2 separate regions of the Homo sapiens genome follow, and region 2 is linked to region 1. Evidence: read pairs that join two places in POLR2A ChIA-PET (ENCODE). Cell type or tissue: MCF 10A. All regions are shown on one strand.

Region 1 (5,000 bases):
AGCCTCCCGAGTAGCTGGGATTACAGGCAAGCGCCACCACGCCTAGCTAATTTTGTATTTTTAATAGAGACGGGGTTTCTCCATGTTAGTCAGGCTGGTCTCAAACTCCCAACCTCAGGTGATCCACCCACCTTGGCCTCCCAAAGTGCTGGGATTACAGGCTGAGCCACTGCGCCCGGCCAAGACATTGAATTTTTTTTTCTCTTGAGACAGGGTCTCTCTCTGTTGCCCAGGCTGGAATGTAGTGGCACAATCTTGGCTCAAGGCAGCCTCGACGTCCAGGGCTCAAGCGATCTTCCCACCTGAGCCTACTAAATAGCTGAGACTACAGGCACATACCACCATACCTGACTAATTTTGTTTTTTTTGTTTTTTTTCAAAGACGGAGTCTTGCTCTGTCGCCCAGGCTGGAGTGCAGTGGTGTGATCTCAGCTCACTGCAACCTCTGCCTCCTGAGTTCTAGCAATTCTCCAGCCTCAGCCTCCCAAGTAGCTGGGACTACAGGCACACGCTGCCACATCTGGCTAATTTTTTGTATTTTAATAGAGACAAGGTTTTACCACGTTGCCCAGGCTGGTCTCGAACTCCTGAGCTCAGGCAATCCACCCGCCTCGGCCTCCCAAAGTGCTAGGATTACAGGCGTGAGCCACCCCACCTGGCAATTTTATTTTTTTTTAGAGACAAGGTCTCACTATGTTGCCCAGGCTGGTCTTAAACTCCTGTACTCAAGCAATCCTCCCGCTTCAGCCTCCCAAAGTGCTGAGATTACAGGTGTGAGCCACTGTACCTGGCCCACTGGATCTTTAAACAAGATTCAGAACAATATTCACTCCAGGATATCATCCATGTAAAATAAAATACAACTTAACACATTACATGTCTTCTGTAGCTACACATAAATGTATATAAATGCATTTAAATAAATCTGGAGGTAAACATATCACCTGATAGCTAGTGATTTCCTGGGGGTGCTTAAGAAGGAATTAGCTTTTGTCCACAGTTTTTAAAAATTTTATATGAAGAATATATTTGGCCAGGTACAGTGGTTCTTTCCTGTTACCCTAGCACTTTGGGAGGCTGAAGGCGGGAGGATGACTTATCCAAGACCAGCCTGGGCAACATAGCAAGACCCTGTCTTTATGCAGAAAAAAAAAAAGTATCTGGGCATGGTAGCATGTGCCTGTAGTCCTAGCTACTCTGGAGGCTGAGGAGGGAGGATTGCTTGACTCTGAGAGGTCCAGGCTATGGTGAGCCATGATCACACCACTGTACTCTAGCCTGGGTGACAGAGTCAGACACTGTCTCTTAAAAAAAAAAAAGGAGGCCCGGTGCGGTGGCTCACACCTGTAATCCCAACAGTTTGGGAGGTCGAGGCAGGCAGATCATGAGGTCAGAGTTCAAGACCAGCCTCACCAACATAGTGAAACCTCATCTCTACTAAAAATACAAAAATTAGCTGGGTGTGGTGGCACGCACCTGTAGTCCCAGATACTTGGGAGGCTGAGGCGGAAGAATCACTTGAACCTGGAGGCAGAGGTTGTGGTGAGCCAGTATCCTGCCACTGCACTCCAGCCTGGGCAACAGAGCAAGACTCCATCAAAAAAAAAAAAAAAAGGAACTATTATTTATTAGGAAGCGTTTTTTTGTTTGTTTGTTTGTTTTTTGACAGGGTCTTGCTCTGTCACCCATGCTGGACTGCAATGGCACGATTTCAGCTCACTGCAACCAACCTCTGCCTTCCATGCTCAAGCAATCCTCCTCAGCCTCCCGAGTAGCTGAGACTACAGGCGTGCACAACCACACTCGGCTAATTAAAAAAAAAAAATTTTTTTTTTGAGAGACTAGGTCTCACTGTATTGCCCAGGCTGATCTCAAACTTCTGGGCTCAAACAATCTTCCTGCCTCAGCCTCCCAAAGTGCTTAGACAGTAAAGCTTTTTATAATAAAACCAAAATAACTCAGAACCATATCAAACAGAAAGTAAAAGTCCATGTTAGCCCCATCTCTCCAATTAATAATTATTAACAATTTGTTTTATATTCTTCCATACCTTTTTTCTAAATCTAATAGATAAAAAGGATCCTATTTTATTTACCATTTTTTAACTTGGTGTTTTTTGTTTGTTTGTTTGAGACCGAGTCTTGCTTTGTTGCCCAGGCTGGAGAGCAGTGGCGTGATCTCGGCTCACTGCAGCCTACACCTCCTGGATTCAAGTGATTCTCCTGCCTCAGCCTCCCGGGTAGCTGGGATTACAGGCATGCGCCACCATGCCCAGCTAATTTTTGTATTTTTAGTAGAGACAGGGTTTTCCCATGTTGGCCAGGCTAGTCTCAAACTCCTGACCTCAAGTGATCCGCCTGCCTCAGCCTCCCAGAATGCTAGGATTGCAGGCGTGAGCCATCGCACCTGACCTAACCTGTTTTTTTTCTATTAGTAATATATTGTGGACATATTTTCATAATCATTCATAGTGAGCTACTAATTTTTTCTGCCTAGTTGCATGTCATTCCATTGTATACATGTGTTGTAATTAGTCCAACTGTTAAAATATAAGCTCCATGAAAACAGGGCTTTTTCAGATTTATTTGCTGCTCTATCCTTAGGGGCTAGAACAGTGCTTGATGCTTAATAGGCACCCAACAAATGGGAATTAATTAATTAGTCAACTACTGATAGACAACTGGTTTGATTGTACCCCAGTACATTACTATTTTCACACTACCATAATTATTTCCTTGAGATAAATTCCTAAAGATGAAACTGCTGAGTCAAAAGGGATGCATATTTTAAAATGTTGCAACGTGTTGCCAAACTCCTCTGTATTTAGCTTGTACTATATTATATTCCCGCCCATCTGTCGATGAAAGCACCTCTGTTCCCCACGGCCTCGCCAGTATAAGTATCATTCATCTCTGATGTAAGTTGTGATAGGATAGTCAACTGTCTGTAAATGTTGTACGGGGGAATTGGAGAGTGGCTATTTTGTGAAACTGGGCAGAATGCACACAGTCTACCAGATCTACTTGAGTAATTAATGTAAACAAAGAATGCATCAGTCAAGGGAAGGAAAGAGAAGACATGTTCAAATTAGGTCATGAAAGGAGGACTTGTTTGATTTTTTTTTTTTTAAAGGCAGGGTCTTGCTCTGTTGCTCAGGCTGGAGTGCAGTGGTGTGATCTCAGCTCACCGCAGCCTCAACCTCTCAAGGTCAAGCGATACTCTCACCTCGCCTCCCAAGTAGCTGGGACTACAGGCGTGCACCACCACGCCCAGCTTTTTTTTTTTTTTTTTCAGTAGAGATGGGGTTTTGCCATATGGTCCAGGCTGGTCTCAAACTCCTGGACTCAAGCGGTCTGCCTGCCTCGGCCTCCCTAAGTGCTGGGATGACAGGCATGAGCTACCACACGCAGCTGAAGGAAGATTGAATAGAGGAACTCTACAAACGGAGGGCAGAAAACCGCAAGGATCCACAGGACTAATTAGGCTGGCTTCTGTTACCACCCCTATGCCTGAAAGGCCAAGGGGAAGAATGACCACTGTACCCTAGAGACTGAGAAGCCTATAGAGAGAGGGCCACCGAGGTGGGAAATGTGACTTTAAGGCAGCCAGCACGCAGAATGACCGCAGAGAAGCAGCCAGAGAATAAATGCCCCAAGCCCCGTCTCCTCCCTTCCTCAATCATCTTCTGGGGCTCCCTATTGGTCAAAACCAATGGGAAGCCAGAAGACAAGGGAGCCCATCGAACAGTGTATACACTTAGCCTCCCAAGACACAAGGCGTACACCAAGTGTTCGATAAATGCATCATTGAATTTAACCCTCACAATAATCCTTCAAGATAGTTGTTTACATTCTAATGGAAAACTGAGGCTCAGAGAGATTCATTAACTTGTCCAAGGTCACCAGCTAGTTTTGGAGGCTCCAATGCCCTGGGCTCATATGTGCTATGAAGCTTGGAACTGAGAGCAAGGAGACCCCATGACGAGCACAAACTCTTATCAGATACTGGAAGCCCCCAAAACAGCTCTAGTGGCAGGAAAAGGCTCTCCTGCAGTTTTTTGGGTTTTGGTGTTTTTTTGTTGTTGTTACTATTGTTGTTTTTGAGACAAGTTCTCACTCTATCACTCACTGGAGTGCAGTGGCACAATCATAGTTTACTTCAGCCTCAACCTCCTGGGCTCAAGCAATCCTCCCACCTCAGCCTCCCAAGTAGGTGGGACTACAGGCATACACCACCATGCCCAGCAATTTTTTAAATTATTTTGTAGAGACGGAGTCTTGCTATGTTGCCCAGGCTGGTTTTAAACACCTGTGCTCAAGCGATCCTCCCACTTGGCCTCCCAAAGTGCTTGGATTACAGGCATGAGCCACCGTGCCCAGCCCCTATCCTGCAGTTTTTATGACATGTGAGATGGTAGCTCAGGCAAGGCTCAGCAGACAAGCCACAGCTGTGTTCATCACCAACATCAGCCACCCTCTTCCCCATGGGAGGTGGTAGAGTGCCGTGCTAACAGCCCAGATTCTGGAGGTAAACTGCCCGAGTTCAAGTCCTGTTTCTGCCACCGACTAGCTGTGCAACCTTGGGCAATTTCCTTAGCTCTTCTCGCTGTCCTCAGTTTCCTCATCTGTAAAGTAAGGACAACCACAGGCCTCAGGACTTAATGAGGTAAAATAAGGAGAGTGCCCTGCACCTAGTGAGCCCTAGCAGGTATAAAGGTATTATAGGCATCGACACTAACTCACAGTGAACTGTTGCTTCCCAGTCTCTCTTCCCCTTCAAAGGTACTGATGTGTGAGCTCTCCCTAATTAGACTCTGCACCCTAAAGCCAGGAGTGTCTTGTCCAAGCCTCAGTGAGCTTCTTAACAGAGTAGTAGTAAATAGTTTAGTCTTTGTGAATCAAACATCTTTGTCACCACTATTCAACTCTGCCATTGTAGTGCAAAAGCACCCATGACAATCCTTAATGAATGGGTGTGACTGTATGTCAATAAAACTTTAT
Region 2 (5,000 bases), 67 kb after region 1:
CTTGCTTTTTTCACTGCCACCATGCTAGTTTGGGGAACTACACATTCACTTAGATTTTCGCAACAGTCTTCTCACCCTTGTTTTTGCCAATTTATTGCCTATTCTTACCCAACATTTTCCCTCCCTTTTTCAATTCCAGTCAGTGCTGGTCCCTGCAATTGTCATGCTGACAAGTCTCCATACTTCGCTTGTGCCCACACCTTTCTGTGCTCCTAAAAAATCTTGCCTCTTTTGCAAGAGCCAGATCAACTTCTTACTGCTCCATAAAGCCTTCCACAGTTGAAACAGCTCTTATACCTGTCTTACTTCACTAATCTTGTTTACAACCTGTACCAAATGTTTGCTTGTTTTCTTATTTCAGATGTGTTCAGTTGTTTCTACAAAATTGTAGGAATTTTTTTCCTATAAAAAAAATCATGTTTCCTAGCTGAGTGCAGTGGCTCACCCCTGTAATCCCAGTACTTTGGTAGGCCGAGGTAGGAGGATTGCTTGAGCCCAGGAGTTTGACACCAGCACCACCTCATTCCAGCTCGGGGCAACTGAGTGAGACTTCGTCTCTAAATAAATAAATAAGAAGTTTAGTGCTTGAGGTTTCTATTGGGAGCTGGTTCTGTACACTATGGAAATCTACTCCCCGCCCCACTTTAAAATTACTGTGTAGTATTCCTTGGTGTGATTACAGGATGATTTAACTTTTCCCTATTGATTGGTTTTTGGTTATGATTTTATGCTGCGGTGTCTATCTTTGTACGGTTCCTTTTTCAGAGGCTTAGATTTGAATTGATGGATCATAAGATAGTGACATTTAAAAATTCATTGTGAATAGATACTTCCAAATTGCTCACCAGAAGCTTAGTGCTAGTCCATACATACTTCTGATAGCAAGTACAAGAGTACCCTTCAGAAGGGATTAATTTTAATGATATTCAGGGCTGGGAATGTAGGAAAAATTGACCATCAAGTGTCAGGAGGCGCAAGAGTAGGAAGGGGCATTCTACCTCCAAGGTGTACCCTGCTCCCTTGATAGGCCCTTGAAATAGAGACAGACTCTCACTATGTTGCCCATTCTGTTCTCAAACTCCTGGCCTCCCAGACTCCTGGGATTACAGGCCTGAGCCACCATACCCGGCCAGAAACGCATTCTTGAACGGTACAAGTAAATCATTTGTAGTGGCTACTGGAAGATACGGGCAAAATTTGAAGCTTAGCTTGATTTGTTGTGTGGAATCCTAATCTTGATCTATTTGTTTTTTCAGATCGAGATATTGCATTTCCCCTAGTCAATGTATGAAACCAACTTTAAAATACAATTTACATACAGTAAAATTCAAACATTGAGTGTGTAGGTGAATGATTTGACAAATGTATACACCCTTGTAATTATCACTCCAATCAAGTTAGAAAACATTTCCATTTTCCTAGAAAGTTCCCTCAGTGGCATTGACTTTTACAGGCCACCTCAAAGCCTTTATACATGAGATGCAGGACATAAGTCAAGTTCTGATAAAAGGGGAGTCTGGTTTTTACAGACAACGAGGTAGATTCATAGAACTTACAGATGTGAGGTATCCTGCAAAGTAGCCTTCAGGGCATGGATGATTGCTAACTGGAGTGTTGTCTTGGTGGCAGGTGCATCAAACAGGGTGGCCCACTTAGGCCTTTCAAATCCATCAGTCCTTGCTCCTCTTGATAGTTGTGGTAAATGATATAGTCAGATGTCTTAAGTGAGTCTCTATGAACATTTAACTCCTGGAAGCTGACGTGTTTGGGCACAGGTGTTGTTGTTGTTTTTCCAGTTGGCTTTCTCTGAAGGAGGAGATATGGGAAAAAGCATGACTGGTTGGCTGTGATGATAGTGTTGAAGAACAAAACTTACTCCCCTCTGTGCTTACAGTATCGGCTGATACTGTGATATTTCCTTGAGAAGAAATGTCTGGTACATCTTTTAAGTACTAAAGGGGATATTTTTGGCCAGGAAAACACTTGCTAGTAACCTCATCAGAAAGTCTTGAAAATGAAGTTTGAGAAAGGAGAAAATACTCCAGATAGAGACCATTACATGGAGTAAAATTATAGTGACATAGAAGATCAGAAAAGGACATGTCTGTAATTCACAGCAGAACATGAAGAACAAATGCTGAAGGTGCTAGATGTTTCTGAATAAGTACCTGTGCTATTTTGACACAAGAAGGGTAAAGACAGCCTTTTGGGTGCCACTGAGGACTGGTGAGTTGGATTCATGGCTAGGCAATTGAGTGCTTACTAGATAAGCTTTGTGCTAAGTAAGCAGTCCTAATTCTTATAAAAATATTAAGACATTGACATGTATGGTCATTTGCCCCCAGTTTTTTCATGAAGAAACAGAGGCTGAAGAAGATTAAGTATTTTTAACTAGTAATCAGCTTTTAATCTTGACTTCTGCATGTCTCAGGGTAGGTAACATGACAGTGGTGTAACCTAGTTGCCGTTGTTTACTGATTTTACTCTGCTGCTCTCATATGCTGTGGCTTTCTTGCTCCTTGACTTCCCTGGGATTGTAGTGTGAGTGAGCTTGTTCAGTCTTACTACCTCCTGCACACAGAATTCAAAAGAGAGTGAGTCATGGCCACAGTTGGCAGGAATCTGTTATGTTACTCCATTAGCCACATGACACTTCTGCTTGTAACAAAATGACAGCGAAGTATAGCAACAGTTATCATACTCTTCTTCCAGTTATCCTTTTAGCTGATTTTAGTAGTCCTATACTTTACTAAGTTTTTATCAATTGTGCATAATGTCATTCATTTCATTTTTCGGTGTCTGCATCTCCTCTCAGTCTGTTCCATCAGCAAAGCCAACTTAAATTTTGTTTAATCTCATTGCAGCGCACCTATAGCAACAACCCCTTCCAGTTTCTTAGGCACTTGTCTTTCTCCTTTTATCTTCTTCAACATCCCTACTGCCATATGCATTCCAGCCTTGATAAATAATGTGCAGCTTCCAAAATGTCTAGTTCATATCTCCAAATCTCTCTTTTTCTGCCTGATATTCCTTTTTTTTGAAACAGAGTCTTGCTCTGTCGCCCAGGCTGGAATGCAGTGGTGCCATCTCAGCTCACTGCAAGCTCCACCTCCCAGTTTCACGCCATTCTCCTGCCTCAGCCTCCCGAGTAGCTGGGACTACAGGTGCCCGCCACCACGCCCCTGCCTGATATTCTTAGTGTCCCCTCTGGAAAGCTTCCTCAGGGCAGAGTTAGGTATTTTCATTTTGTGTGATGCTTTTCTTTGGGTAACTGGTTATTTTGGTTGTTGGTATTATGAATGAAGGTTTAGGGTCTAGACTTTAGGGTGATGACTACAGGTAGCCGGAGTGAGTTTCTTCCGCCTTTGCAAAGGTTTTTTTTGCCCAGTAGACTCCTTCCCTGAATGGGAAGGCTGATCTGTGTGAAGGGTGTTGATTGGCAAGCTTTACTTTACAGTGTGATGGAGGGAGTGGCAGCAGCCTCCAGTAAGATGGGCTTTGTTCTGGGACAACCAAACCCATTCAAGCACCTATCAGACTCCTGTGGAAGGTTTTGTTTCTTTAGAGAGTATTTCTTTGGCTTGAGGCTGCATTTAGAAGCAGCTACTATCTGTGGCTGTGTAGGCATCTGGATGGGAAGTGGGTGGGGTTGAGTAGCTATGGCTTTTCTATTCCTTAGGCAGTCTTTTTGCTTCATGCTCTCTTGCTCTGGTCTTCTGGAACCCTCTCTAGAGCTCCACCAGAAAGGATGGTGCCTAAAACATCTATTTCAGACTGCTCTTATGTTTATTCTTGGGTGGGGTGGCTTTTGCTTTTGCTTATTCATTTGCTTTGAATAGAATAAAAAAGTAATAACCCTTTTTCCTGAAAGGTAATAACCTGTTTCCTGAAACACATTTGCGCAGTCTGTCACTTTGAAATCCTGAACCAGAGGTTCTGTTGACAACTTTAACCATTTGAGATTTTTAAAATTTAAACAAACTAATATGAAGAATACATTATTAGACCAGGCGTGGTGGCTCACACCTGTAATCCCAACACTTTGGGAGGTCAAGGTGGGCAGATCACTTGAGGTCAGGAGTTTGAGACCAGCCTGGCCAACTTGGTGAAACCCCGTCTGTACTAAAAATACAAAAATTAGCCAGGCATGGTGGCAGGTACTTGTAAACCCGGCTACTCGGGAGGCTGAGGCAGGAGAATCACTTGAACTCGGGAGGTGGAGGCTGCAGTGAGCAGAGATCATGCCACTGCATTCCAGCCTGGGTGACAGAGCAAGACTCTGTCTCAGAACAAACAAGAGTACGTTATTGTTTCCCAAGAATTGATAGAATACCTTGGAATGTTGATAGAATATGAAATTGTTGTAATGCTGAAATACAAATCACCTATTTATTAATAAGTTATATTCTAAAAATATTTACAAAGCTTTTTAGAGCAAGGAAAACTAAAGGTAGCTTCCAGAAACCTAGGTGAGAGAGGATTGTGGGGAGGTCTCAGGCATTGCCATTAGCTACTAATTGATACTTGGGGCCAGTAGCAAGGTAACTCCAGCTTAAATGATGAAGTTTACATTCTAGGATTGGAGGAAATTGCTTGTTTCCCAATGTAAAATTTGCTAATTTTAGGTTGTCTTCCTTGATATGATATTGAGATAAAAGCTGTGCTACTTGTGGCTTATTAAAGTGAATTGTACCATATAGTGGCTATATAGTTAGGGTTAGGTTGCAGGTTGTGTTTTATTTCAATGAATGATAAAATAATAATTTGCCATGTCTTCTAATAAGAGTGAAAAAGTGAAAATGAATCTGTATGCAACATTATTTTTATTTCTTAATACATTTTGGGAAACTTAATTGCAACTGTGTGGTTCAGGGATTTAGTGCAAGAAGAAGAACAGTTGATGGAAGAAAAGAAAAAGAAAAAAGACGACAAGAAAAAGAAGGAAGCTGCTCAAAAGAAGGTAGTATGTGTGTAAACTATTTATATTAAGCAGTTTAAAC

What was found. ChIA-PET counts read pairs that join two places held together with the same protein. Peaks named below come from ENCODE experiments on the same cell type or tissue, not always from the same donor. Only the 100,000 strongest peaks of a DNase experiment are listed, where the experiment ranks them.
Region 2: POLR2A ChIA-PET joins it to region 1 with 9 read pairs; 10 of 35 experiments call an interaction of 5 or more read pairs at or near these places.

Annotation. Positions count from the first base shown.
Region 1 is chr16:24,679,116-24,684,115 of GRCh38, forward strand. It overlaps a transcript of TNRC6A not described here. Among named protein-coding and RNA genes, the nearest start is that of LINC01567, 11 kb to the left of the region's middle. RefSeq lists an enhancer at 4,639-5,000. In MCF 10A, no CTCF peak of the experiment used is centred here; a DNase peak (open chromatin) is centred at 2,876.
Region 2 is chr16:24,745,854-24,750,853 of GRCh38, forward strand. TNRC6A (trinucleotide repeat containing adaptor 6A) reads left to right here. Exons shown (of 25, transcript NM_014494.4): 3 at 4,873-4,960. Among named protein-coding and RNA genes, the nearest start is that of TNRC6A, 19 kb to the left of the region's middle. In MCF 10A, no CTCF peak of the experiment used is centred here; a DNase peak (open chromatin) is centred at 2,578.